Regions from separate parts of the Mus musculus genome. Here regions 1, 2, 4, 5, 6 and 7 are each linked to region 3. Evidence: chromatin loops called from intact Hi-C (ENCODE). Cell type or tissue: left cerebral cortex. All regions are shown on one strand.

Region 1 (4,000 bases), 56 kb before region 3:
TTCGGCATCCTCTTTAAGGGCTCAGATCATGACTAACCCAGAAAGCCCTTAGAGCTATAAAACCCCTCTGAGATACTATGTCACCCAAACCCAGTTCCAGTCATGAGGCTGTCAACACAGCATTTCTTGAAATATGTTTTATAAAAAGCAGTTTTACCACGTGGTGCTCTTTGCAGAGTGATAGTGATATTTTACTGGTGAGATGTGTTGGGTTCTGTGGTCAAGTATGTTTGAAAACAATGTGTATGATACATCTTTTCCCTGAGTTAGTAAATATCAGCACATTAAACTCAATGACTGGTCCTGATGATGATCTCTGACCCACTTCCTCCTAAAAACTGAGGAGATGTGAATACAGGAATACATCTTCTAGATAGTTCCTTTGCTATGGAGTGCAGTACCCTCTGAGGCATTCCTCTCTGTTTTCCATATAGCTGTTATTAACAGAGTAAATTTCTATATGAGAAGGAACTCTTTCATATCCTTTGTATGGCTAATGATTATGGGTCATAAGGATGAAATACCAACACCTTAGCCCAGTCAAGTTCTATTAAAGTAACAACAGACCCAAGATCACTGTGATTTCCAATAAGAAACATTTTGTTGTTGTTGTTGCTTATTTATGTCTGCTCCTGATGACCTGAGCCTCTGCTTTTGCTCTTCGGTGGGAGGTCCATGGTGATACAAATGCTTTACTTTGGTCTAGTGGAGTAAGTGGGAGGGAGGAACCATAAGGTGATCAGGATAAGAAGCTTCCAAGGACAGGGAAGCCAATATGTGAGAATTATAGTATCATCAACTACATTGTCAACTCTGTCTGAACTACTTGGATATGCCAAGTAAGTGCTCTGTTGCATTGCTTTTCCCAGCTTCTTTTTTATTATTCTGTAGACTTATTTTCGGTTTCTTGGAATCTTCCATTTTGTATGGAATTCCAGACGAGGGTGATGAGGGTAATGATGATGGTCATACTGGTGATAATGATGACAGTAATGATGATTGTGAAGATGGTAATAATGAACTGAATGGTGATATTAGTGCTGATTGTTTTGATGTTATTGGGTATGACAATGATGATGATAGTGATGATAGCAATGAGAGTAATGATAATAAACACAGCTGAAGATAAGAAGCCTGTGGCTTTACTCTGTCCTTTACCTGAACCATCTCTTAGAATCCTCACAACCGGCCTGGCATTGGGCATTCATTGTGTTCCTTGTACAAATTGGGAAACCGAGGCTCAGTAAGCTTATTTAACTTAGCCAGATTCATATAACTTAGACAAAGCAGAGGTGATCTTACCATAAAATTCGCTCCTTCACCTCTGATGCATACTGCCTTCCTAAGCAGCAATGACCCTGGACATGCCAGAGAAGCTGAAGATGAGCTGACACAGTTGTCCTCTTAAGAACATATGCTGTGGGATATTAATGTCCAAAACAGAGATCGATATTCTGTGATTGCAATGTGTGAATCAGAATATGTTGGCACATCTTTCACAAGTGCTTGTCCTCTAAGCACCTAGAGGGCCATTTGTACATTTAATGTACATTAAAACCATCTGCACGCTCCTGATGTACTAATCAACAGAATAATTTATGAACATGATGTGGCTCACAGATGGAGAAGTGCTTGACTTTATATCTCCTCCGACTTTTCGTGATCACCTGAAGCACCGTGTCAAGAAGACTCCTGAAATGTCTTCAAGGAGAAGTATAGTCAAAGAAATGCCGGGTGAAAGGAAGGAAGGAGGAAGGTGTGGATATGTGTACCAAGCATTTGCTATCTCTGTTTAAGGAGAGTTAGTCATATGCTCCTAGGAGAAGATCATCTTTACATTAGTATTTAATATTATTAAAGGTGGAAGGAGAAATGAACCCAAATCTAGCATCTTCCTGTGACACAGAGCTTCACCTCTCACAGCACAGTACAGACGAGAAGGAGTGCTCTTTCCCTATCATTTGCATGGCTGTGACTGCAGGACCTGACAGAGATAGTGTAAGGGAGGGGTGGTTTGCTTGTGCTGTGGTTTCAAAGGGCTTCATTCATTATGGTGGTGGGGAAGGCATGGTGGAGCAGGTGAGCTCAGTGCAGTGGAAATCTGTGTCAAGACTTGCTCACATAGCTCCAGACCAGGAAGCAGAGAGTGCAGCAGAAGTTGGGGGCCAAGGAAATCTTCGAAGGCTCTCTCTCAATGACCTGCTTCCACAAGCTGCTACATGGTTCCTAAAACTTTCACAATCTCCCCAAATAGCACCACTGGCTGGGAAGAAACCTTAAAAACATGAGCCTGGAAGTGTGTTTCATATTCAAATTTAAGCAACAGACAAGAAGCTCATAGTTGTCAACTAACTTTCCAAGACCCATACTAGCAAGGGTTAGACATGGCATGTAGCTTTTTTTTTTTTTTAAATTATTTTTTACTAAATGACAGCACACCACTTCCTAAAATCCTCAGACTTCAACAAAATGTCTACTGGAATGTGTGATGATTCCAGGATTCCCAACACTTTTCTCATCTTTCCTCCTTGCTGGCTGAAAACGCACCCCTTTCAGAACACAAGTGACTCTGAGGAAACACACTCTGTTAGACCAGATCGTGCCTCCCAAAGGTGGCAGGTTTGCATCACGACTTTACATAAATGCTCTTGGCACTGGCAGTGGGCGTCAGGCAGGAGGATGGCTCTGCCACAAGACAAATATAGAGCTGCCATCCTTAAAACTCTAGCAAGAGACTAACCCTCAAGGGAGATGCCATGCAATAAATAATTTTTTGCCACAACACATTGCTTCCCTTTGCATAAATTTAACACCCCATTCTCTGTACAATATGTGATCTTCCTGCTAACTCTCCACAGACATAAATAGCTTTGGCAAGATGTGATAAAGGAGAAGTGGCAGAATGGAAGGGAGACAGGACACACTGAAGACCTTGACCTTGATGCTGGCTTTTCCTCAGAGAATATTATTTCCTGAATATTAAGACTATTCAGAAAGTGATGACAATGCAGCAAATACCAGTCTGATGGAATCCCCAGAGCATGATGTAATTTCTAATTTTAGACTCTAGAATGTCAGTTCCCTATTTGCTCTACAAGGTGCTGCCTGGCTGCATGCTTGCTCCCTCCTTTCCATTGCAGTAGCTAACATATTCCTCACCTTAGGTATGAAGCCTCGGCACCAGAATCAAAAGCCAATCTTGCCTCCAAGGAAAGGACTCTGAGAAGGCTTAACAAGACTAAGACCTGTCAACTATTTATTTTTCCTCAAGTCTATATACCACTTCAGGTTGTTCTGGAATTTTTGATGCACATATGTAAAATTAATAGATGTATTTCTGGAGTATAGACTGTTAGATATTTCAAATCTACTTAAGTCATTTTTCCTGTAGTTTTTGTTTCAAACATGTGTCTCAAACATGGCCTTTGGGCAATAGAGAATCTTTAATTTAAAATAGTATGGCATGTGCCCGTTGCTCTACATAGCTTATGTAACTTTGGCATTCAGTCTGAAGAGAATGCCTCTCTCCTGTGGATAGAAGACACCTGGTTAGGTAAGTTCATCTTCTTAGTGCTTCAACATTGCCATAATTCAGTACCACAATCTGCTTGTGTTGTCTTCTTCTGATCCTTGTCATTCTGAGAGTGCCATTTACTGTAACCCATCTTCCTGTATCTACAGATTTCAGTGTGACCACACAATCTGTAGATTCCATTCCTGGAAATTGGGCATCAGAAGGAATTCCAAGGGGCAGGGAAATGTCAATTCTATGCATGTAGTTTGATCACTAAGGTGCAAGAAAAATGAAATTTCACACGCATAAAATTTGGCCATGTCAGGGCAGGGGGAGGGTATAGGGGACTCTTGGAATAGCATTTGAAATGTAAATGAAGAAAATATCTAATAAAAAAAAGTTGGCCATGGATTTTCAAATTTCAGGTGACAAAGTCACTACTTTGAATAGAAACTAAAAAACTACAGGCCCAGATAAAAACCAAGA
Region 2 (4,000 bases), 380 kb before region 3:
AATATGTGGTTCTGCAAAACCCAGCCTTCTAATGGACTTCATAGTATTATACAGGGAGGATGTTTAGCTGCCATCATGGTAATTAGAAAACAGATCATGCCCCATGTTTCATATCACGCACACTCTAGTGTCTCAGTAGCATGACCTTAGGGGTTCAGTAAGAGTCAAAATCTTTCCCCACCACGTTCTTGACCTTAGAAAATTAGTTTCTTCACAATCACATGTAGATGCTAACATTCTTACCCAAAATGTTGTGAAGATTAAATGAGTTAAAGTTGGGGACCACATCTGACCTTAAGTGCTCAACAGACACTGAGTGTTTGTATCACAAGAGAGTCGCCTCCGTTCTTCATCTCAGAATAGGCTCAGCACCTCTCTTGGCTGATGAGGTGAGATGGACCCAATTTGATTTTAAAATAGCAGCATGACTGGCTGTCTTAGCCATTGTTCTGTTGCTGAGAAGAGGTTATACCATCACCAAAGTCACACTTATAACATAAAACAATTAATTGAGGGCTTGCTTACAGATTCAGAGTACATTTTAATCATGGTGGGGAGTATGGCATTGGATTCAAGTGCAGAAAAAAGATAAAGACAGAAAAACAGAGACAGAGAGAAAGACAGACAGACACGCACACTAACACACATCAACACACACACACATACACACACACACACACACACACACACACACACACAGGCAAGATATGGGGCTTGACATACATGGACTTTTGAAACCTTAAAGCCCACCCCCAGTGGCTTCAACAAGGTCATCCCTACTCCAACAAGGTCACATCTTCTAATCCTTGTAATCCTTTCGAACAGGTCCACTCCCTGGTGACTAGGCATTCAACTATATGAACCTGTGGGGGCCATTCTTATTCAAACCATCACAATGGCATTTCTTGAATTGCAGTGATAGTGAGCAGCCCAGTTCTTCTGGCTGTACAGTTCTTCTCATTATTGTGGGTGTGCACTGCATATCGACAGGCTCAGGGTTTCAGTCTTTGCCCTGATTATGATACTGCCACGGAGTACTTAATACTCAGACTTCTCCCTTACTCTGCTCTGTCAACGGTTGATTAAGATGGAATCCCTTCAGCATCCATCTCTGTATTTCCTGCTACCTTGGAATGCGGTTCTCTAGAGTATTTCCATGTTACAGGTATTCTGGCTAATCATCATGGGAACGAGGGAGAAGTGAAAGCATAGCAGAGGGCAAATTAACTCTGTAAAGTGATGTCAGCCGTGTTCTTAGCTTGCGATTCTTGCTTCTGTTTCTGGGAGGTTCAGAGATCCTGTTTCTTTTCTGCTTCTTTTCTGTCCTCTTTCCTTAACTGCCCTGCCTTGTGTAGACACGAAAAAGCACTGACAAGCTAGCTTAGGCCTTTGTTGTGTGGGTCACCCTGGGGCAGTGGGGATGTCAGTGTGAGAGACAAAGGAAAAAGGCGGAGAATGAGAAGCAGTAGGTGCATCCTTGAGTGACTGCTGCATTACAAGGGGACACACCTGATCACCTATAGCATCGTCTTACTGCACTACCATGTAACCATTTCATGGGTAACAAGGGGCAGAATACTCCTGGGGAGTTCTTGTTTCCTGCCACACTGTCCATTTGTTCCTGGAAAATCGACTCTTCTGTGCATTTAGCTGATGTAGGGGCAGAGGGAGGAGCAAGAGCTTACACCATACAGCACAGTTCCACTTAAGTCTAGGAGCGCCATGGAGCCAGATTCTCAGCTGCTCAGGTTAGGTTTCAGCAGTAGAGTGGCTTGATCTTTGTTTGACCAGGGTGTAGAGAAGCCCGTTGAAGGCAGCTGGTAGAATGGAGGAGGTGGTTAGTGTTCTGGTTTGAGGCCTAACTGGGTCCTGAGGGGAAGTGTGTGGATCTGGGAGGAGAACTTCCTTCTCACTAGTAACAACAGGCTGAGCTAGTTCCATGTTATGCTGCCTCCCTAACAACCCACTTTTTAAAACTTGCTGAGCAGGGAAGCAGAGTGATGGGGGAAACACTTGCTTTCTTATCTCTTGCCCTAGAATTAGACATGCATCTCTGCTCCCATCATCCTCTGCTAGTCGGTAGCCTTAACCCAACTTCCAGAGATAAATGCAGAGAACACCGGGAGTTTTCTTTGTGTTTTATCTGCACAGCATCCTTCCTCCCCATTCCCTTCTCCTGATTCTTCAGGGTTGGCTAAAATGTACATGGTGGCTTCCCTTAACTCACAGGTCCAGATCTTATACGGCTGAGCTTTATGAAACAACCTTGCATCAGCCTTCCTTTATTTGTCTCTAGATCATGAGGACATCAATTGATCCTTGCCCCTTCCTACTATATGCTGCCAGGAATGTGACCCATTTAGTCAGAGGCTTTGTTGGAGTATCCCTACTGCCTTGACCAAAAGGACACTAAGTTTGCAAACTGAGTTTCAATGTCACAGTTACATAGTATCTTTGAGCCGCACCTGCTTTGACTTTCATGGGATGTTATAGCACCTGCTCCGCAGAGGTGCCAGGCTAACACCTACACCATGATGATATGTAGACACTTTATCTGCACAGCATCCTGCTACATTTGCCTCTCAGTAAAATTTATTCTGTGTGTTTCATTTAGCTTCCAGGAATCTTTCGTTTAGTTTTCTCTAATGCCACAGATGCCATTAATCCATGTTATTATCCTGAAGACCTATCTTTGGAGGGCTCAGATTCCTCCCCAATGTGGAGTGGGATCATTTGAGATCACAATATACCCGTTAGAGCTTTCTCTGGCTTTATAGTCTCTTCCTCTTGTCTGGCTTTTCAGGTCACTACCACCCCAGCTGTGGGAGCTGCCCAAGCATGGTGCCAGGAAGGCAACTCTGATTTTAACCTTTCAGCCGTGAGTACTGAGAGTTGGAAAGACATGGTGGCTTAGTTTAGAGCTCATCCCCTACACCAGCACGGATGGCCCCTTTGTATCTTAAGATTCAAAGATGATGAAGAGATGATTGACAGAAAGTCTCCTTCCTCATTGGGTCTGCCAGCCTCATGCTTTGTCTTCCTTTCATTCACGTGGCCTCTGAAGGGTGACCATTATTTTCAGGTGCTCGCATACCTTCACATCACAGTCAGCAATCTTTAACAATTCCCCAGGCTGTTAAAAGTCCCGGCAAACATCCTTTTCATACCACAGTCATGTTCTAGTATCCAGATTCACCAGTGAGTCGATTGACTCCTCTCCCTCTTATGTGTCAGGCTGTGCTTCTTCTACACTGTGAGCAGAGATAGGAAATTGTGCCTCTAAACCTCTATGTATATCTTGGACTTTTACCGTATGGTATTTTCCATAGTGAGATCACACATAAGGCCTTAATGTAGGATTGTGGTGGACATGGCCTCCTGTGGCTTCCTGTCCTTTCTCCCATGGACAGTTGAGGGATGGAGCCTCATTTTGCAGGTGGATGATCAAGTGCAGAGCGTTTAATCACCCCTTGTTCACACACAGATGACAGATATTTCCTTCCTGCAAATCCCTTCCTGCTGAAGGGAGGTTTTCTCACTCATGCCAGATGACGTCATCTGTAGGCCCAGCTGTCCACAGAAACTCAAAGCTGTGAGTGTTGGAAGTCACGATTTCCTAGTCCTTCTTTGAGCTTCTAAAGCAACAACAAAAAATTACATACCTTGTTCTTCCTGTCCACAGTTCTAAAGGCTTAGAGAGTTCAGATGGCTTTAGAATTCTGCTCTGACTGAGGTTTGATGCACACAGGATAAGCACCGAATCATATTGGTTGGATGGTTTCTTTCTTTAAAGCATTTTTATATCTGAAAACATATCTGATCTCAGCTGCACCCCTGTTGAGGTCTCAGAGTCAGGCTTGATGCTCCTGGGGATAATTAAATGGTTTCAGAGAAAGTCAAGGTCACAGAGGGATTTCAAGATAGATCTAGATCTTGACCCCTGGCTTTCCAAGCAAAGGTCTGGCTGATTCCATCAGGCAGCATCTCACTTTAGAAAACA
Region 3 (4,000 bases):
GATGTGGATCCTACGAGAAAACACAATCTCTATGTCCACTTCAGAGATAAAGGAATTGGCATAGACAGTCACATGACCTATCTATGGTGTCACTGTGGGCTCAATCCCAGTACAATCAAACATTGAGATTCATACCTCCAACCTCTCTCTTCAACTGCATTAAAAAAAAAAACCCTTTTATCATTTTATAGAGGTAAGGAAACTATATTCTCACCACCACATCAACTTTCATCAGATTTCAACAGACATGGTAAGAATGCCATCATCAGAGATAAAAGTCAGGGGAGAATTCCCCCCTGTTGTGAAGGCTGTGACTGAACACAAGTCAGTATACAGTCAGAAGAATTCGAACAAAACCTCCACAGAGCTCAATTTATTGATGTGCAGCAAGTGGCTCCAGGAAAATAATTATACTGGGCCATGGAGAGGCATGTGCAAGGTCGTTTCCTAAAAACATTATTTGTAGGGGTGAAAATTAATGATTTAAACAACCCAAAATATCCACCCTCAGGAGGACTGGTTAATGCATTAGAGTAAATCTAGCCAGTGTGCTACACTGTGCTATTTATAACAGTACCACAGATCTGTGTGAATTAGCTAAGGAATCTGTTAGTGGACAATGGCGAGTTACAGAAGAGTATACATAGTAGCATCCATTCCTCTAAAAAAAAAAAAAGGCAAGGCAGAGAAAGGGGAGGAAGAAGCTATGGAGGGAAGGAAAAGCTAAGAGGGTGCAGCAATCAGATCTTAGCTTCTGCTTGTGATCTTAGTGGTCAATTTGTGATCTTGTTGCTAGACCTGTGATCTTAGTGGTCAACTTGTCGTGAGAAGGGGACACTGAACCCAGGGAAACAGATGTCTCTCTTAGCTCTGTCATCTTGGACATATTTTGGAGTCATTTCAACTCCAATTTTCAGGGTTTTTTTCCCTTTTTCCATTTTTTTTATGTGTGGTTGGCATGTATGCCTTGTATGGGATATGTGTTCATGTGTGAGTATGCATGATCAGGCCCAAGGTTCATGTCTGTATCTGCACTGCTCTACCCCTTTGGTTCATTGAGGCTGAGTGTCTCTGTCAACCCCAGAGTTCCCTGATATGGAGAGTCTCAATAGCTTGCTAGCTGTATTACCATCCAAGGCTGGGATCAAAAGTAAGCCACCATTACCAACCTGGCATTCATGGGGGCTCTAGGGATTTGAACTGTGATCCTCATGTTTTGGTGTCCAGGGCTTTAACTAATAAACCATCACCCTAGGTGTCAACTTCACTTTTCTCATCTGGTGTGGTCTGGGCTGCTTCCCCATGTAGTCTCAGTCTAGAGTGGGGTACATGATGGGCAGATGAAAATGGGTTCTACTTTGATATTTGTGGGAATATTGCCATCATTTATGCTAGTATAAGTGATTTCCCTAAGTTTAGTGGCTTCAAGAAACAACCGTTTATTACAACTCGTGAATTCAATGGATTGCAAATGTGAGCGGGATGTGGTTGATTCTCTGTTCTCTGAGGCATCTCCTGGAGTCTTTTGGGGAACTTGTTCCTGAAGCATCCAGAATGCTTTGCTCACATCTCCAGCATGGTGGCTGTAGGACTAACGGCAGCCTATACTCTGGGTTAGAGTTTGTAGTCTTCCCAGGGTAGGGAGTGGGAGGAAGGCTCAAAGCCACTAGCCTTTCTGTGTAAGGACTGGTTTTCCATGGAGTGAATATCTCAAGAAGAACCAGAGGAAGATGTCTGGTGTTTAATGAATCCACATAAGCCACGTAACATCACATGGACCGCGTACTTGGATGAGGTAATCATGAATGTTTCCAGACTCTATGAGCAAGGACGAGAGCATCAAGGTCTCCCTATAGGCAAGCAAGGAGAAATAAAATATCACTGTGGCCACCTTTAAAAATTATGATCTGCCACAGATCCTACATCCATCCATTTTACTATTTTACCGTTATGTTTGTATCTATCCCGGTATGTGTCTCCATAGACAGGGACCCAGCCACTTTTTATATAACTGAATACATAAGCACACAGAGAGCCCGAGACATGTACAAAAATACACATACATTATGTGACTGAATCACTGCTGCTGAGGAGGCAGACCTTCTTCATGTGAAGTCTGAAGTGTTTGTGCAAAAAAGGGCTGGAAAGAGGACGGAGACGCTCGCTGCTGTATATATAGAGTAGGTTTTGCCCTTTACAATAAGATGATGCATTTCATTTTGCTTCCCCTGTTGCCATGGTATCTGTCACTTTATTTATAACTGTGTCTGTTCAGTCGTATCCATGTACTTGAGAGGCTCTTCTGTTCTAAGAAATAACATGCGAGTATGGGGGTGGGGTGTGCAGCAGGCAGAGATCCTGGATGTTACCTCTTTCACTGCCCTTCCTGAGCCACCTCTCCAGCACTTCAATGCCCTGCCAACAAAGGAGACTTTCTTGCATGCTGTCCCCTTCATCTGGCCAGGCATGTCAGAATTAAGGTCTGCCTTGAGCTCCCCGTGACCTCGAGAATTGTGTGGCCCTGGGCAAGCTTCTCAGACTGTTTGAGATCACTTTCCCTCCCTCTTACCTGTATAAAGCAAGAAGGCTAAAGAGGAACTTACTAGTGTCCATTTCCAACCTACTGTGCTCTGCGGTGCTTTCCATACCATCTCATGCCAGCTTCCACTGCTAGTCACTCCTTCTCTTAAATGTCACCTCCTCTGCGGAGGCTTTGTTTATTCATGCACCTCTAGTAGATCCTCTTGGTGCTGTGGTTATAGCTCACAGCCTTAGATCTAATCCCTTTGTCATCTTTCACATGCTGGCTCTCTATGTGAAACCTTACTCTTGATACCACCCCCCACCCCCTGCCACCTCAAACCTCCTGGATACTACTTACTGCTTCTGCTGATGAAATGCCTTTAGAGAGAACCCCAAATATTGAAGATCAGCCTTTGCCAGGTATAACCCTTAATCAAAGGATGAGTACTGGGAGCAAGTGAATTGTGTTTGTCTGTGATATGCAAAGTTCTGGCACTTCCCTGTGGACTGGGCAGCAGCCTTTGGATTTGTCTTGAAGCTGCTTGTTAAGTGTTTTGGGGGCTTTTTTGTTTTTTTATCTTGTCTCTGTCCCTTTGTTGTACTTCCCTATTCATGATGTTTCTCTCAAGAAACCTCCTAAGACATCACTCTACTCTTGCCCCTATCCAGGTCTGGTCCTAGGAAAGCCACCCTGAATCACCTTCTGAATGAGGTGATCCAATGAGTCATTGCCCCAGCCTACAACTCTCACTTCCTCAACTGGACACACACTTGCTGTTCTTACCTGACAGACGGGAGGACTAAACGAGGCTTTACATGCCTAGTCTGTTGAGTGTCACCTTTTGCTCTGACCACCACCTACATTGGAGAAGGATCTTCTCCCAGTTAATGCTCCTTAGTGATGCCCTCTGAGACCATCCCTGAGGCACGCTTCTTAGTTGATTTCAGATTCCTTCAAATTGGCAATCTAGATTATTCATAAAGTGTCACCAGCAGGACCACGCAAACACGAGCTGGACAAGGCTGACAATAATGAGCATACCAAAACTGGATGGAGATAAACTCATAAGGCCTCCCAAAGAACTGCGGGCAACTGAGGAAAACTGGGAGTCAGACAAGTGGTCCTTCCCAGGGAAGAGCACACTGGTTGTCTAGTGCCCAACACCTTGTCCTAAAAACATACATACAAACAACATTATATGGACTCAACAGGTTACTTTTTTGAATATATATATATATATATATACACATATATGTATATGTATATTATATACATGCAATAACAATTCATGAAAAACAAAGCCGTGAATTTGAAGGAAAAGTGGAAAGAGGTATACGGGAGGGTTTGGAGGGAAGGGGAGATGCTGTGATTAATTTATAATCTCAAAAATGAACACATAAAGGAAAATTGCCCCTCACACTGATATTGACGAAACAAAGCCTAAAAACAAATGCAAGGCAATTATTGTGCCACATC
Region 4 (4,000 bases), 270 kb before region 3:
GTACATATGTACACTTAGACTATGAAGTATCTTTCTAATGTGTGGGTTATGATGATGGGTTGATATTTGCATCAAAAGTGATTTTTCATCATGCTATGTGAAATAATTCAGATGAAGCATAAAATCTGTATGATCCTACTTGTATGAGGTACCTAGAACACTCAAATTAATATAGATAAACAGTAGAATAATAGTTACTGGATTCAGAAAAGTAGGTAATAGTGCTGATTCCACACAGAGTTTCAGTTTTGCCTTAAAATCCTGCAGTGGGGTGGTGCTGACACTTGCACACTAATATGAATATACTGCACACCATTGAAATGTACACTTAAAGAGGTTAAACTTTAAGTTACATGAACATTTCTAGAACAAAAACATCAAATTAAAAAGTGTTTTTTCTTTTACATCTAGAACTTTTTTCTTTAAAAAAAATCATTCTATGAGAAGATTCTGCAATGTATTTTGATGATATTCACCCCCCCCCTCAACTTCTAGATCCACTTCCTTCCTGACCCACCCAGTTTTGTATCCTCTTTTATTCTTTTAATTCATTAATTCAAATTTGTTTTGTCTATAATTTCTTGGATATGTAGTCTTCCATTGGGATGTAGTTGGCTTCCTAGGGGCAACACTCTTGAAGAAAACTCTCTCTCCCTCTCCTAGTGGCTAATATATATTGCCAATAACTCCTTCACTAAGGGTGGGACTTCATGCTCACCTCCCTTCTCCAAGCTGGGTTTTGGCCTGTCTTGAGTTTGCAGACCTTAACACAAAGGCTAAGTGAGGAAATGAATGTTTACAAACCAGAGGCCAAGCAGATCCTGCCTTGTGAGCATTAGTGCCCTCTCTGCACAAAGGGAAGAAAGTGTGTCTGCCTGTTCCTGTGGGTGTACCTCCACAGGTGGTATCTGGATCAGCTGAGTGGCAGCTGAGTGGTGTAATACCATCCATCAACAATGTGTCTGCTCACTGCAGTGTTGCCTTGGGCTTGGCTCAGGAATTTGTTCAGTGAATGTATAAACAAGTACGAACGTGCAATGGTGTGGAGCTAGAGCAAGGTCACATCTGGGGCTGAATCTCAGGCTTTCTGCTTGCTTCCTAGGGCCTGGGATCAAGGCACAGGTCCTTCCCATGACTCAGCTCTAGCATGGAGATAGTGTTTAGCTTACAGGGTAGTCATGAGACATAAATGCAGTATGTGAGATGCCTACAGCTCACCTACATATGAATACTAAGCAAGCACTGAGCATGTTTACCCTATTGAAGATACCTCCCTGCTAAACTTGCTGCAAGAGATCCAGGACCATTAGGCTAACCGGGGAGCTCTTCTGTCCTAGATTGTACACTTGGAGGGTGATACAAGAATGCCTGTGACTGTAGGGGCCTGAGGTGGGTCTGACAATGTGGGACTGTGCCTTGGTTCAGTCTCTTGCTTTGAGATGACAGGAAAGACTTTCCTCCTCCTGATGACCTTTAGTGACCTCAGCTGTCACAGGATCATGATGCCCTTTATCCCACCTCATGGGCCCCTCAGCGTCACTGCAGTTCCAGACAAAGCCTGAAAGAGAGACTTGTAAACTGCAAAGTACCATGGACTTTGAGTTCCTGTCTTGCCAGGAGTTTCATGAGGAAGGGCAGTTCACCACCAGTAGCTTTTGTGCCCTCATCTCCTCATATTTGTAATGGGGGATAGGGGGTCCATTCCCTGCAAGGCTGAGGAACAAGGTGAGACTCTTCTCTCTGATTGCTGCCCCCAGAATAGCTATACCTCCGAACTTCTCAGGAGAAATGCCCTGCCTGCTTGCAAGACAAGTCTATAATTATCATTTTTGATTTAGAAAATAGCGTGACTCAAGCTTGGAGTGGCGGGTAATGTGGGTTGGTACGCCTTGGTTTCCTTCCCAGAAAGTCTTCTGCTAGGTACAACACACCTTTGATGAATGTACAGTGTAGCTCTTTTCTTTACTTGATTTTGAAGACCTCATTAATGCCTTTGGAATATTAATTAAGGCTATTTTCAGCTATGAAGTATAAACCTAAAGTAGACACTTTTTTTACTTTCCTATCCCAAGGGACTTTCTTGGCCAGCAGTCCTCAGCGTGGGTCATCTCAACACAGGCAGGATGCTAACTGCAGGGAGGGAGGCCGAGGAAGGAATGAGCACCCACTGTGCAGACAGTGCTGTGCAAATGCTGCTTTTTAAAAAAATCACAGTCTCGGGAAGGTTGACACACTTATCGCTGATTCAAGTCAGGTAACCAGAACTCGAGGAAGGAAAGTAACTTGACCAAGGTTATGTAGACAGACATAGAAGCCTGAGAGCCAGGTCTGTGGGGCACAGGCTCGTGTTCTTTCCACTCTGCCAAAGACCTTTCAGGCCTCTGCAGCTGGCATGGGGGTTGGGGGTGGAGAGGAGGCAGAAGGTAGATGATCTAAATGAATGGCTGGCAACAGAGACAAAGTAGAAAAGCACCCCAGACAGTCTGGGTTCAGCTGCTTAAAATAGGTGAAGAAATTCTTTGGCTAATGCATAATCACCACGGGGATTAATACAGCTCTGCTCCTTGGGGTTAATTTATGCTCCACGAGCCCCTATTAGATAAGATTTCTAAAATGCACAATAGCACCAGGCTCGTTAGGGACCTTCATAAAAGCCATGTACAGGGAACAGAAAAGAAGCCTGGTACCATGACGCCAGCCCAGAATAACCCGGCCAAAGGGGCCTCTGGAGCAAGTGGAGATGATGCCTGGCCTCCTGGATCTCACTGCCAATGTATCTAGCAGCACCTTTGAGCTGGCTTAGCATGGAAGGGAAGTAGCATAGATCAGAAGCACAGAGAGCAGATTCACATCAAATCTCAAAGTCGTAGAGCCAGAAAGGACTTTAGAAGTCATCTTTTCTGACCCTTCCCTGCTAACTGCTGCTGGGAAAATGGAGAAACTGGGGTCTAAAAGAGAAGGTCCACTGTCTGATCCCTTTTCTTCTCCTTGCTCCTGATGCAGCCCAGTTATTTCAAGTTCCTCCCCGCTCCTCTTCTTCATTGCCTAAGTTCTGACTTCTGTGGGATGTTACTCCTCTGCTGTTCACCCATCAGCTCTATCCACCCACTGCTTTATCCAAGACCAAACACACCAACCCTTAGCAGAGACCAGCGACGCATTCACTTTGCTACATCTGCTTGACTTCGCTACAGTGGCTGTGCCATCGGACAGTGCCACCACCACAAAGTGTGTTCTATTCCCCATCAATCTTTCTTTCTCTCCCCTTCACTCTGCCCGCTCCCCACTCTTCCAACCTCTCTAGAGAATGCAGTTGAATAGCAGCTGTATCTGCCTCTCGAGAATTCTGTCTTATGTTCAAGGTAAAGTTACATGTCGTTCTTACTCTTTCTATTTTCTTTACGTCTTTCTATTCAGCGTGTCTCAGTGGAACAATTAAAGTTTCTCCCTATCTCCCCACTGGTTTGCCTTCTCAGCTCTGTCTGTTTAGGAAACATGTGCTGTCATATTAATGTTCGAGAGAGAGAGAGAGCCCTGATCACTCAGAAGGTCTCAATGAGCTCATGGCCTCTCATAAAATCCAGATTCTTTCATTTCCTTTAGCTCACATGTCCATTCAAGCCCGAGTGTTGTGTTTGTTCTCTCTCTTGTTCTCTCTCTCTCTTTCTCTCTCTCTCATTCATGAATGTGAGGGTGCATGTGAATGTGTGAGCACATTTATATATGAAGGCCAGAAGTTCATGCTGGGTGTCTTCCTTGATTATTCATTTTCTACCTTCACTGGTGGGGGCAAAGTCTTTCATTGAACCCCAAAGTCATGAATTAATTTGACTAGACTGGTTGGCCAGTGTGTTTCAGGGATATGCTTGTCTCTACTTCTCATTTCCCCAGCACTGGGGTTTTAGAGATATGTATTGTCAAGCCCCGATTACATGTGCTTGCTTGAGCTCAGGGTTCAGGTCCTTATGCCTGAATCCAGGCATTTGATGAAGTGAGGCAG
Region 5 (4,000 bases), 94 kb after region 3:
TCCTTCCCACCCTGGACCAAGCCTCTCATCACATTTCCAAGCCAAGTCATCCATAGTTCTTTTCTGTTCTCGACCACATTGAGTATGCTCATGCAGCTCTGGGCCTCCCTTCTGTAAGCTTGTTTTCATCTTCTCTATAAGAGCCAAGACTGGTTTTGAGCATCAGTACTGACATTGTTTTTTCTTAAGTATCAGGATATCAGTCGATCCCTCTGCTTGAGAAACCTGGATACAATATTACCAAACATATCTCTCTTACTTTTTTCCCTGTTGGAAATCCAGTATCTGCCAGTTCAACTGTCCAGAGGGGCTGTGAAGTTGCCTCTCAGAGCTTCTTTATCGTCCTGAGTTTCTGTGCTCACTCTGTCTTATACCAGTGTAAAAGCAAGTTTGCTCCTATTTCTACATATAGTGCTATGGTTTAAATGTTCACTCCCAAACTCAGCAGGGAGGATTTTATTGTCTTTTTTGAACTATATTCTTTTAAAATACTTTCCTGGTATTTAGAAGGCTATGGGTTAAATGTTCAGGACAAAACCAAACAATCTTCTGGGGTCTCGTGAGAGCATCCTTCTGTGGGTATTTAACCAGTGGCCTAAAGACCCCCCACTAGGCTAGGGCTCCAAAGACTCCAAATGACATGACTCTGAATATCAAACCTCCAATTATAATGGACCTTTGGCAAGACACACTATATTCAAATCACAGCTTAAGGTTATAGATGAAGACTGCAGCATTCCACAGAGAGACAGCTTAACAGAGAAGAACTTGGACGCAGATCTATCTAATGCAGGGCTTGCACTAGATGTTGGGTGTTACTCCATCTGGGCCATAGGAAGACTTCAGAAGTTGTGAAGAGCTACCATAACAGTGTCTGCCAAAAAATGAGGGGTCAGTGTCAGCTGGCATCACCTTAAATATCTCCAGCATCATCAATACTACCCACCTACAGTTGTAAAATAAAGAGAGGTCTTTATAGGTGACTGGTCATGTAGCAATGCCCTCCTGAATGGACTGATGCTGTTCCTATAGGCACAGGTTGTTTCTCACAGAGCTGTGTCCTGCTTGGCACATGCTTGCAAGCACCCAGAAGTTCCTCATTAGATGGTGCCATGCTTTGGGAATCTCGGTCTGCAAAGCTATGCTATATAAGTTTCTATTGCTCCATTTGTGGGTATTCTGTTATAACAGAAGACAAAAGAAGGCTGTATACATTATTATATGATGGTTTCTCTTATGGTTCAACCAGACTGAGATAAGTGGTACCCGGCAGCTAATAAAGCATTTCTAGGTGTCTAAGGATTTCTGGGAGCAATAAGTATTTGAATTTTCAAGAGGCTGAGCAAAGATCTTCTCATCAACAGGAGAGAAGATTACCTAAGAGTCAGAAAGACAAGAAGGTGAAAGAATGATGACTTTTTCTAGTCTTTGATGTCGGAGCTCCTCCCTCCATCCCCAACCTCAGAGATCTTTGTCCTCAGGCCTTTGGATCCTGGTACTTAAAGCCGTGGCTACCACTTTCCCAGGCCCATGATCTCCAACCCGATTGTAACACCAAGTTTTGTGGTTCTCCAGCTTGTAGCTGGCGTGGGACTTCTTGGTTTCCGTAACAGTGTGGTCCAGTTCTGAGAATGAATCGTCCTGTCTAAACCCCAGATGCACAATTGATTTTGTCTCTCTGTAGAATCCTGACTATACCCGCTTCCCTGTAGTGTCTACATGTATGTATGTGTACATGCATGTGTGCACACACATGGAGAGAGAGAGAGAGACAGTTAGTTAATTGGTGGCTAGGGTAACAAGTGTTACTTCACACACCATGCCTGTGGCTCTCCTCTACCTTCTCCCACCCCAATTGTCTGGAAACACTTCAAATTTTCCTCATTCTGATATGCAGAACCATCCAGCTCTTTCCTCTCTATGTCCTCACAAGCCTGGGCATCCTTACAGATGTAAAACAAACAAACAAACAAAACAAACAAACAAACAAAAAAAAACAAAACCTAAAGCAAAATCCAGACGTTCCTGATGTCTTTCACTTATCACATACTGCTTTGCAATCTTACGGTGAGAACTTGTGTTTCTGCCTGCTGTCCCCATTACTTTATTCACTTGACCAACTCACTGAACACACATTCTTTCCAGCCCTGTGTGGGGCTCTTGGAACAACGAAGTAAGGGAAAGTCCTCTGTTTGAGCTTCTGCAGCTCATTATCTGTTCATTATGAAGCATGACCCCATTGACACTGCACTGCAGGAGGAGGCTTTAGGGGCCTCAGAGCAGTGTGCTGAGCAGGTGCTGCCCTCCTCTCACTGTGACTGTTCACCTAGGCTGTACCTTTTGTTCTGGGCAAAGCAGTCCTTGGAGTCTGGCTCACTTGGCAGGTGTCTGGATATCCACTAATCAGGCTGGAGGCAGCATCCATAGAAGATAACAACAGCTAAGAGTTGGTATCTGAGTGTTTTTCACAGATAATGGGACAGAGAGGAGGAGGAGGATGGGGCCATAATGTATCTTGGGTCTAGGTGCCCTAGGAATGCCAGGCTACTGGAAAATGAGTCAACCAGCCTGTGAAAATCACCCAGGATGGAGCATAGGCATTTCAAGAGGAGGAGAACAAGATGGTTTGCTGTGTGAAGGACAGCAACTGACTGCCAAATAAATCAATGCTGAAATCAGGTAGCATCACTCATAATGAGATCAGAATCTGAGTATCTTCCTAAGATGAGCTTCTGATGGGAGAATCTCTTAGTTCTTCTCAACAGACCAAACAGGTCTTTGCAAATTACGAAAGGCATGTCCATGGGAGCCCACCATTAGGTGAATTATATTGATTCCTGTAGGATGAAGTAAATTAAGCAAGTTCCCCCCAGGAAAATAAAAAGCACACATCATCCCTTGGGGATGGAGACTAATACTAGGGACTGTTACTAATGCACAGCATGGGGGCAACTCTCTGCTTCCTCTTCCTTAGTATGAGTTTCGTCATCTGGAGCCATACTCTGTGCACAGACTCTTTAGTTACAGGTTCAAGAACCTTGTCGCCACCAGCCCTCAGACCCAGTGGTCTCATGGCACTGTCTGCCTTCAGGCAAATACCCAAGAATAAACCCAAGAGGCCTTGAAAGTAGATAACTTTGGAGCTGTCTGGGCAGCAAACTCTGGAGGCTTTTAGAGATAGCCATAGTTTGGAAAGGAATGTAGAAGATCTCAGTGGCATGTGACCTCGGTCCTTGGCATATGGCATGGGAAGTACAACGTAGGGTTTTCTAGAACATGAGGTCTATACTGCCCTAGTCTAACCTTGTCTACAGTGTGTAGGTCAAGATCATTGTCTTTCAGATAAGAAAACCAAGCAAGGCCTGAAAAGGTGAAGTAAAATTTTCTAAGGTCTTAAAGCTTTAGAATTGACAGTCTGGTTCCCAAGATTCTTAACTGTTACACTATACTTGCTTCTAAAAATGGAGGCTCCTGCTTCCCAAAGCTCAAGGCCAAAATCTGTGGGAAAGTTTACTTGAGGAACTGAAATGGAGGTACAAAGATGATAATTAAACAAGTATGTAGCAAGGTCACTTCAGAGTCATCTTGACAGCAAGAGAAGTTGGTCACACCTCCACTAACAGACTTGTGTGTGTGTGTGTGTGTGGTATAGTGGGGGCTGTTTAGTCAACTAGTGCTCCAAGTTCCTTAGAGCTACATAACCAGATATAAAGAAACAGTTGCCCAGAGAACTTCTAACCTTGTTGTCCTCTGGAAGGCATGAAATCCCCAGGGGTCGTGACACAGGACTGAGCATTAAGGGAAGGTTAGAGACAGGACAGCAAAATGAGACACAAAATTACCATGTACAAAGAAGGCTGAGAGACATGAGGGCAGAGTTCTATATCCCAAAACTATAATAATAATCATTTCTATTTATCGAGCCATTTATTATTCAATCTTCAGCAATCTATGAAAATGATTCTGTTATTAGCCCTAATTTGAGGAAAGATAAAAACTG
Region 6 (4,000 bases), 120 kb after region 3:
GCTGGGCACCTGCCCACTTGGAGAGTTCTGTGAGGAGGAGGGTCCAGAGCAGGCGCGTTAGCATCTCTGTTGTAGGCCTCATGGTACACAGTCCTCCTCCCCAGCTGCTGGCGGGACATCTCTGCCAAAAGCACCACTGGAGGAGGGACAGAGATCTAATCAGGCTCAGATCACTACCCGGGAAAGGGTTAGGTGTGGGAAGGGTTCAGACTAGGAGGGCCTGGAATCTCAGCTTGCCAGTGGTGGCACAGTTGGCAAAGTATAAAATTCCTCAGCCTTGGAGATTTCTTGATGAGTAAATGGTGATAAACTGAATCTTTCCTGCAGGTATCAAGAGGACGATGTATAAAGCTGCCAGAGCAGCTTGGCACTTAGTAAATGCTCATAATAAAGATAATTAGTAAATGCTTAATAAAGATAATTAGTAACTGCTTAATAAAGATACTCATCAGTGAAAGTTTAGACTACTACCGAGGCAGAAAATGGAAGACACGGGGCAGGGAGCGCTGTTTCACCAGGCACTCTGCCTGCCTCTTCTCCTCAGTAGTGTTTGTCAGAGGATCCCTGGAATTCAAGTCTAGGGAGACTAGAGCAAGAGGCATGTGCTTCTATTTAGATGTAAAGGGAGAAAAACCTTCCCTTAAGAACTCCCCAACTGCCTCACATCTGGCCCCCCAAGAACTATGTTATGTCAGGGACTGCTGACATAACATAGTTCTTGGGGGGCCAGATGTGAGGCTCAGACTTGGGCCACACTGCATGGCCAGACCGGCATGGGGCTCAGGGTCAGAAGCAGGATCTACCCTTATGAGCTTGCTCTGCTGGGGTTGTGCTCTGTCTTCAGCATCAAGGAGCACACAGATGGTGTTGCCTGCTGCCTTTCGAAGCTTCTGCCTCAGAAAGCAGCCATGCGAGGGAGACTGCCACAGAACAGTCTGGCTTTCATTTTGTGCCTGGTGATTGTGAAATAGTACATCCTTATGAGGTTCCTAAGAAATAATCTTTTCTCATCTCCATAGGATAGATGAAGAGACTGAGGCACAAATGACCTAAGTTTGCTAAAAGGTCAGAACTAGTTAACCACTGTATTTTACTGCCACTTGCCAGTTCTGACTAAAGAGAGACAAGGGGGAGGTTGTTGTCGGGGACGCTACAGTAGTACCTAACCTGCAACCAAGTCCACACAAGGCTGGAAAAGGGATCAGGTGCTTGGGGGATTCCTTCAGCACACTGTTCTGGCGCTCTCTCCACATCCGTCCCTGACAACAGGTGTTAGAGACCTCTCCCTCAGACAAAATTTGCTGTTCCCCAAGATAGCCCTAGGCTAGTGAAAGCGGAGTTGTAGTTCTGTGAAGGGCTTTAGAGTACAGGGAGAGGAAAAAAACGAAGCAATTAAGGTTTTTCTAGGGAAGTCTTGAGCACTGTCAAGGGACTCTGGTTATCGAGGTTGGGGTTATGATATCCTCTGAACAGGGACTCAGGAGTCCTTGGTCTAGTGTGAGACATTTATTCCACACACCTCAGAGGATCTAAAAGGAGCCTAGGAGAGCATTTGCTGGGGTCTGGTTGCCTGTCGGAGGGCGACAGAAGACATCACCACCATGCGTGGTGTGGTAGGTTCCCTACTGGAGACAGTTTAGAGAGACTCATTCATCCACGTCCAGACACCACCATATAAGGAGAAGGGCAACACGGAGCAAGTCTCGGAAGACAAAGACAGTCTGAAGGGCAGGCGCTTTTATGTAACCGACTTCTGCGCCAAGGGTCTCAGGAGGCTGGCGTTTTAAGTCCTGCCCGGCGGTATTTTCGTACAAATAGCAGCGGACAGCAAAGCGACCTAAGTTGGGCAAGTTCGTGGTGCTTTGGCAAACCAGGAGTCTGGTCGCACTGCCTGTTCCCAGAGCCTGGCAGTATGAACCTGGGCTCCAAAGGCTCTGCCCTTGTCCCTTCTGGCTAGGACGGGTGACCTTGGACGCGCCACTTGACCCATGAGCCTCAGTTTCCCAGACTGCACATACAAGGCAATGCTGGACAGCTTACAGACGCTCATCGGGGAGCCCTGGATGGAGACCCCTGATCTAGGGACCGGAAGCGCCCCTACAATGTCCCCGCTGCGGGCCCGCGCAGTCCCAGTGCCCCCACGAGGCGGCGCGCGCCGGGCGGTCAGCATAGCGCGCAGGCGCGGCGGGCGGGGCGGGGAGGGCGCGGGGCACTGCGCGGCGGCTCAGAGCGCGCGGGGTGGCGCGCGGGGCGGGTCGTGGCAGAGCAAGGCATCGTCGCAGCCGGCGAGCAAGACTGGCCAGCGCTCCTCGGCTTTCCAGCCCGCTCTCTTCGCTCATCCCGCCGCCTTGCAGCCCGCGGCCCGCAGCGCGGTGATCTGGGGCTCCACGGGGCCGGGCTGAGCGGCCGCCGCCCGCCCCGAGCCGCCGCCGCCGCCCGGCCGCCCGCCCGGCTTAGCCGCCGAGGCGCCTGGCGGGGTCCGCGCCGCCGGGGGCGGGCGGCTCGGGCTGCGGGGCGGCTGGCGCGCGCGCGCCGCGGGGCGGAGAAGCGGGCCCGGCGGCCGGCGAGCATGGAGGAGAAGTACCTGCCGGAGCTGATGGCGGAGAAGGACTCTCTGGACCCCTCCTTCACGCACGCCCTGCGCTTGGTGAACCGAGGTGAGCTCGGCGGCCGTTAACGGCACCCGCGTAGCCGGCTCCGGAGAGGAGGGAGGAGGCCCGACATCAGCAAGGGACTGGAGTCTCTTCCTTGGGGACCCTGGTGGACCCAGGGGAAACTTCTGGGAGGAGGACAGAGAGCGTGTAGGAGCCTGTGTCTGGACTGGTCCTGGATGAGTCCACCAGAGAGAAAGAGAGTGGGACGCCCTGGGACCTGGGGTGTTTGGGGTATCTAAGGAGCTGCAAGAAAGCGCATCAGGGATAAGGATGGGCTTGGGCGAATCTGCTGCGCAGGAGGTGAAGGGAACAGGTGCTTGGTTTGTTAGTGAAGTTTGGGGACCTTGGAAGAGGTTTAGGGTCAGATCCTCCAAGCACGATAGAGGGGAGGACTCCAGCGGCCCCGAGGGAGGAGCCCAGCTTCTCTCCCACGGTTTTTCTGTGTGTGCCTAGGCGGCCGCCGGCTGGGCAGTTTGCTGTTCCTGGGGGCGGGCACTCATGCCAGCCTGGCAGGCAGGCGGCCCTTGAAGGTCTCAGTTTGGTAGAGGAGGCCCGCCAGAGAGCCAGTTCTTGCTCGCTCTTTTCTCTTCTTGAGACAAGCTGGTCGGGTGACCCTCATTGGTGTCAGGCTTAGGGTTGAACACATTGCCAAACGATCCACCCGCCTGTGCCATTTTTCACACTCCTCCAACCAGCGCGGGTGGTAAAAGGAACCGGGAAGTGCCAAGGACAGGGACACTGGGGTTTATGGAGGCACGCCTACCCAGGACAGTATTCTTCAGGTTTACTTCTCCTCTGGCTTCCTGAATCATCTGTTGGGATGGAAGGTAAATGAAGCCTGCCTTTACCGGATCTATCTGCGACACCCGGGTCCAGCATGGTTCATGTTTCAGAGGAAGATGGTCTGGGAACCTCTGGTTCTTTTTTTTTTTTTTTTTCACCCCTCTCCTTTTCCATACTTCTTTTTAAGGGATATGACAGAAACATTATCTGGTCAGATCTGTAACCATTTTTATGAATCACTTTGTCTAGTGGATCCTATTGGGGGTATGCTGTTCACAGCGCTGGTCCTGACTCTTATTGTTGGGAGAGAAAGATGAGGCAGACATATTCTATTTGTGTGTAGACACCTATGTTTTAGAACCACGACCTCTGTTACTTGCCTATTGTAGACAGTTGTCAGGATTAGGCTGTTGTCCTCCTGTGGGGGTGGTGTGGAGAGAATTACTTTCTCCAAGAAGTGAAGCTTCTTTGAACAGAAATATGCTTGCCAGCCTCTCCCGTTAATGGTTAGTGGCATGCTTATTTTGATTTCTTTAATATACCGGAGCTTGTGAAAAAAGTCA
Region 7 (4,000 bases), 240 kb before region 3:
TCTTTAAAAAACAAAAAAAAAAACCAAAAAACAGTACTCCTGGAGCTCGTGTCTCTAGCTGCATATGTAGCAGAAGATGGCCTAGTTGGCCATCATTGGGAAGAGAGGGCCCTTGGTCTTGCAAACTTTATATGCCTCAGTACAGGGGAATGCCAGGGCCAAGAAGTGGGAGTGGGTGGGTAGGGGAGTGTGGGTAGGGAAGGGTATGGGGGACTTTTGGGGTAGCATTTGAAATGCAAATGAAGAAAATACCTAATAAAAAGAAAAAAAGAAAAATAAGTGAAGTAAAGTTTCCCTCCTTGGACATAGCAAGTGCAGAGAGAAAAGTCTTAAAGAGAGAATTACTATAGGCAGGACAAATGACTCCTGTCACATCAAACTTACTTCCTCTCACTTCCTTACTTCCTTACAGGGAACCTTAAAAGAGTTGGCTCTGCTCTCCTGAGGTAGGAAGAAACCTTTTTATCTTAGATCCTGCTCCCCTCTCCAGATCTCCAATAAACCCTTTGCCTGAAGAATGAAATAATTCCACGTCTCATTCTTTCTTGAACACAGTTTCTCCATTAAATCCATCAGTAAAGCGTCTCATGCAGAGATATGAAATAACAGGCATTGGCCACAGTTCTTGAGGCCAAACATCTACACTCAAGTTACAAGCAACCATGGTCCCTCCAAAGGTTTTCTTACACAGTTCTTTATTTTTTCTGTCAGTTCCAGGTGGCTCTGATGTTCTGTGTTTTGTGGCAACATGTCTCTCATCTCTACTTCATGTACTTGGGTCTCATTATGGCTTTTCTATGTCTATATGTCATAATCATATTTAGCTCCTGTTTCTTTTAGTTGAAACCAATCAATGAATTTAGAGTCATCCTATATCCTGTAGGGTTTTCCTCAAGATCATTAACTAATTACAATCTATAAATATGTTCTTTAAATTATATATATATAATGTATATATTACATATATACATTATATATATATTACATCTCCCAGTGTCAGTTGGCCGTGAGTAATATGTACGCGCGCGCGCACACACACACACACACACACACACACACACACACACACACACACCTTTCTCTGGTTCTACTTTAGGAGAACCTGCCCTGTAACATTTAAGCTGAGATAACCAGCTGTTCTCAAATAAAATATGGCTCACAGGTGATCTTTATTTAGATATTGTTTCAAGGACAAATGAATGGAAATTATAGAAATGCGTTTTCTCATGTAGAATAAATGGTTTGGGCAATTGCAGTGTAACACTTGGCATTCTAAATTCTGGAAATATAATGGTGACTGTGAAAAGACCTCCCTATCAGAGAGCTTATAGCATAGTATTTTAAAGGATTCTTTCTCAGACACATAGGGTGCCCAAAAGTTATACAGCTTCCTCAAGTGTCCTGTAGGACTCTCCGTGAATCTCCTCAGATGATTGAGAACAAGCATGTCTTTGTTTTAAGTTCATTTCTCAAATGTTTGTTTCTACTTCTTTGTTTTTAACTCTTCCAGGAAGTGGGTGAGCAAGCAGGTGTCTAAAACAGGAATCCCTAACAAGAGTTCTACATTTTTTGTTTTTGTTTTTGCTTTAATTTATTCAAAATTATTCTTCCCCTCCCTCCTTTTCTCCCTCTCCCTTGCCCCTCCCTTCCTGCTTCCCTCCCCTTATGACCTTCTGCCTTTTGTTTCAGAGAAGGTGAGATCTCCCATGGATATCAACATGCCTTGGCATATCAAGTTGTACATTTAAGAGCATTTTACATTGTTTTCTTCCACATTTCCATGTACATGAGCCTCATCTTAGTCTCTGATGTCTTAATCTTTTACAATGGATGGCACTCTCAAAATTATTCACAATTATTGGGGTGACAACATCTTAATACCCGTATCATATCTACCACCTGCACTTCAGGTAGTATGATTTAGGGAGCATCGGTGATGGAGTCTGTCTTTGGGGTAAGTTTCAATCATACAAGCAGTTGGTACCCTTCACATCCTCCCTTTCATGGCAGATCCAAGACCAATATGGGTATCAGCTCTCTGCTCCTGCCTTTTGGTTCCTTTTTTTTTCCTTAAGATTTATTTATTTATTTATATTAGGTATTTTCTTCATTTACATTTCCAGTGCTATCCCAAAAGTCCCCCATAGCCTCCCCCACCCCACTCTCCTACCCACCCACTCCCACTTCTTGGCCCTGGAGTTCCCCTGTACTGAGGCATATAAAGTTTGCAAGACCAATGGGCCTCTCTTTCCAATGATGGCCGACTAGGCTATCTTCTGATACATATGCTGCTAGAGACATGAGCTCGGGGGCAGGGGAGTGTGTACTGGTTAGTTCATATTGTTGTTCCACCTATAGGGTTGCAAACCCCTTTAGCTCCTAGGGTACTTTCTCTAGCTCCTCCACTGGGGGCACTGTGATCCATCCAATTGCTGACTGTGAGCATCCACTTCTGTGTTTGCTAGACCCCAGCATAGTCTCACAAGAGACAGCTATATCTGGGCCCTTTCAGCAAAATCTTGCTAGTGTATGCAATGGTGTCAGTCAGAATGGATAAGATAAAAAACTTAGGTGACAGCAGATGCTGGCAAGGATGTGGAGAAAGAGGCACACTCCTCCATTGCTGGTGGGATTGCAAGCTTGTACAACCACTCTGGAAATCAGTCTGGTGGTTCCTCAGAAAATTGAACATAGTACTACTGGAGGATCCAGCAATACCTCTCCTGAGCATATATCCAGAAGATGTTCCAACCGGTAAGAAGGACACATGCTCCACTATGTTCATAGCAGGCTTATTTATAACAGCCAGAAGCTGGAAAGAACCCAGATGTCCCTCAACAGAGGAATGGATACAGAAAATGTGATACATTTACATAATGGAGTGCTACTCAGCTATTAAAAAGAATGAATTTATGAAATTCCTAGGCAAATGGTTGGACCTGGAGGGCATCATCCTAAGTGAGGTAACCCAATCACAAAAGAACTCACACAATACGTACTCATTGATAAGTGGATATTAGCCCAGAAACTTAGAATACCCAAGATACAAGATACAATCTGCAAAACACATGAAACTCAAGAAGAACGAAGACCAAAGTGTGGACACTTTGCCCCTTCTTAGAATTGGGAATAAAAAACCCATGGAAGGAGCTACAGAGACAAAGTTTGGAGCTGAGACAAAAGGATGGACCATCTAGAGACTGCCGTACCCGGGGATCCATCCCATAATCAACTTCCAAACACTGACACCATTGGTTCCATTTTGAACTAGGAATACTATTGTTTATGTCCTGAAGCCTCCCTTTTACATTCCCAACTTAGACAGTCTGACTTAGAGTCCCTCACAGTGGCAACATTTATTGCAAGACAGACATCTCCCACCATGTACATTGTCATGATGCCAGAGCATACCCACCAGTGTCTCCCTAAGCTAGGAGCCAGACCCACAATCCTGGTTACTGTGTGCCTAATGTAAATGTTATGCTTTTGAAACCAGCTTTCTTCAGACTTTGCATTTCAGTAGAGCATTGTTCTTCTCTTCTTTCTTCCCCTGCCAGCTTTATTATCCTGCATCCCCCAATGATTGATTTCATTCTCAGTCCATGTATTAAGAATGAATTTTTCATATATAGCCTAACTTTTTCCAGTCCTATGCTGCAAACCAGGAAAGGTCAAAGTTTATCAAGATAATGGACTTTTCACACTAGCAATCCTCTCTTGCCAATGACCTTCTCTTTCAGGCTAATTGCCTTTCGTCTCTAGCTACATGTACTCTAGACTTTGATAGGAATATTTTGGATCCATGAGTCTGCAGTGAGGACACTACCTGTTCCTAACATTCATCTTTCAGTGCTGCATGCCCAAGCGGGGATGGGAACTTTGTCAACTGTATGCACCTTCCTTTCCATTCATTCAGATATCAGTGTTCTCGTCATGTTTTACTACACAAGTGATTGTAGGTTTGCCTCCTGTAAACTGCATAATATAGACAGGACATAAA

Evidence for each region. Hi-C counts contacts between places; a loop is a spot of excess contacts. Peaks named below come from ENCODE experiments on the same cell type or tissue, not always from the same donor. Only the 100,000 strongest peaks of a DNase experiment are listed, where the experiment ranks them.
Region 1: it touches region 3 in a loop (8-fold over the local background); 3 of 42 quality-filtered maps call a loop at or near these places.
Region 2: it touches region 3 in a loop (7-fold over the local background); 4 of 42 quality-filtered maps call a loop at or near these places.
Region 4: it touches region 3 in a loop (3-fold over the local background); 2 of 42 quality-filtered maps call a loop at or near these places.
Region 5: it touches region 3 in a loop (2.0-fold over the local background); 2 of 42 quality-filtered maps call a loop at or near these places.
Region 6: it touches region 3 in a loop (7-fold over the local background); 5 of 42 quality-filtered maps call a loop at or near these places.
Region 7: it touches region 3 in a loop (3.0-fold over the local background); 3 of 42 quality-filtered maps call a loop at or near these places.

Annotation. Positions count from the first base shown.
Region 1 is chr15:68,752,367-68,756,366 of GRCm38, forward strand. It overlaps Gm49415 (a long non-coding RNA gene), which reads left to right and starts at 2,920. Exons shown (of 3, transcript XR_003951645.1): 1 at 2,920-3,553. In left cerebral cortex, no CTCF peak of the experiment used is centred here; DNase peaks (open chromatin) are centred at 2,261 and 2,665; H3K27ac peaks cover 3,449 bases.
Region 2 is chr15:68,432,640-68,436,639 of GRCm38, forward strand. No RefSeq gene overlaps it. Among named protein-coding and RNA genes, the nearest start is that of Mir30d, 93 kb to the left of the region's middle. In left cerebral cortex, no CTCF peak of the experiment used is centred here; DNase peaks (open chromatin) are centred at 2,428 and 3,543; H3K27ac peaks cover 1,586 bases.
Region 3 is chr15:68,808,569-68,812,568 of GRCm38, forward strand. No RefSeq gene overlaps it. Among named protein-coding and RNA genes, the nearest start is that of Gm49415, 55 kb to the left of the region's middle. In left cerebral cortex, no CTCF peak of the experiment used is centred here; DNase peaks (open chromatin) are centred at 1,570, 2,176 and 2,650; H3K4me3 peaks cover 228 bases; H3K27ac peaks cover 3,397 bases.
Region 4 is chr15:68,533,617-68,537,616 of GRCm38, forward strand. No RefSeq gene overlaps it. Among named protein-coding and RNA genes, the nearest start is that of Gm25987, 140 kb to the right of the region's middle. In left cerebral cortex, no CTCF peak of the experiment used is centred here; DNase peaks (open chromatin) are centred at 1,883 and 2,140; H3K27ac peaks cover 1,561 bases.
Region 5 is chr15:68,902,871-68,906,870 of GRCm38, forward strand. No RefSeq gene overlaps it. Among named protein-coding and RNA genes, the nearest start is that of Khdrbs3, 24 kb to the right of the region's middle. In left cerebral cortex, no CTCF peak of the experiment used is centred here; no DNase peak of the experiment used is centred here.
Region 6 is chr15:68,926,177-68,930,176 of GRCm38, forward strand. It overlaps Khdrbs3 (KH domain containing, RNA binding, signal transduction associated 3), which reads left to right and starts at 2,244. Exons shown (of 9, transcript NM_010158.2): 1 at 2,244-2,657. The coding sequence starts at 2,570. In left cerebral cortex, a CTCF peak has its summit at 2,095; DNase peaks (open chromatin) are centred at 29, 381, 529, 903 and 5 more places; H3K4me3 peaks cover 2,481 bases; H3K27ac peaks cover 3,619 bases.
Region 7 is chr15:68,572,362-68,576,361 of GRCm38, forward strand. No RefSeq gene overlaps it. Among named protein-coding and RNA genes, the nearest start is that of Gm25987, 97 kb to the right of the region's middle. In left cerebral cortex, a CTCF peak has its summit at 2,409; no DNase peak of the experiment used is centred here.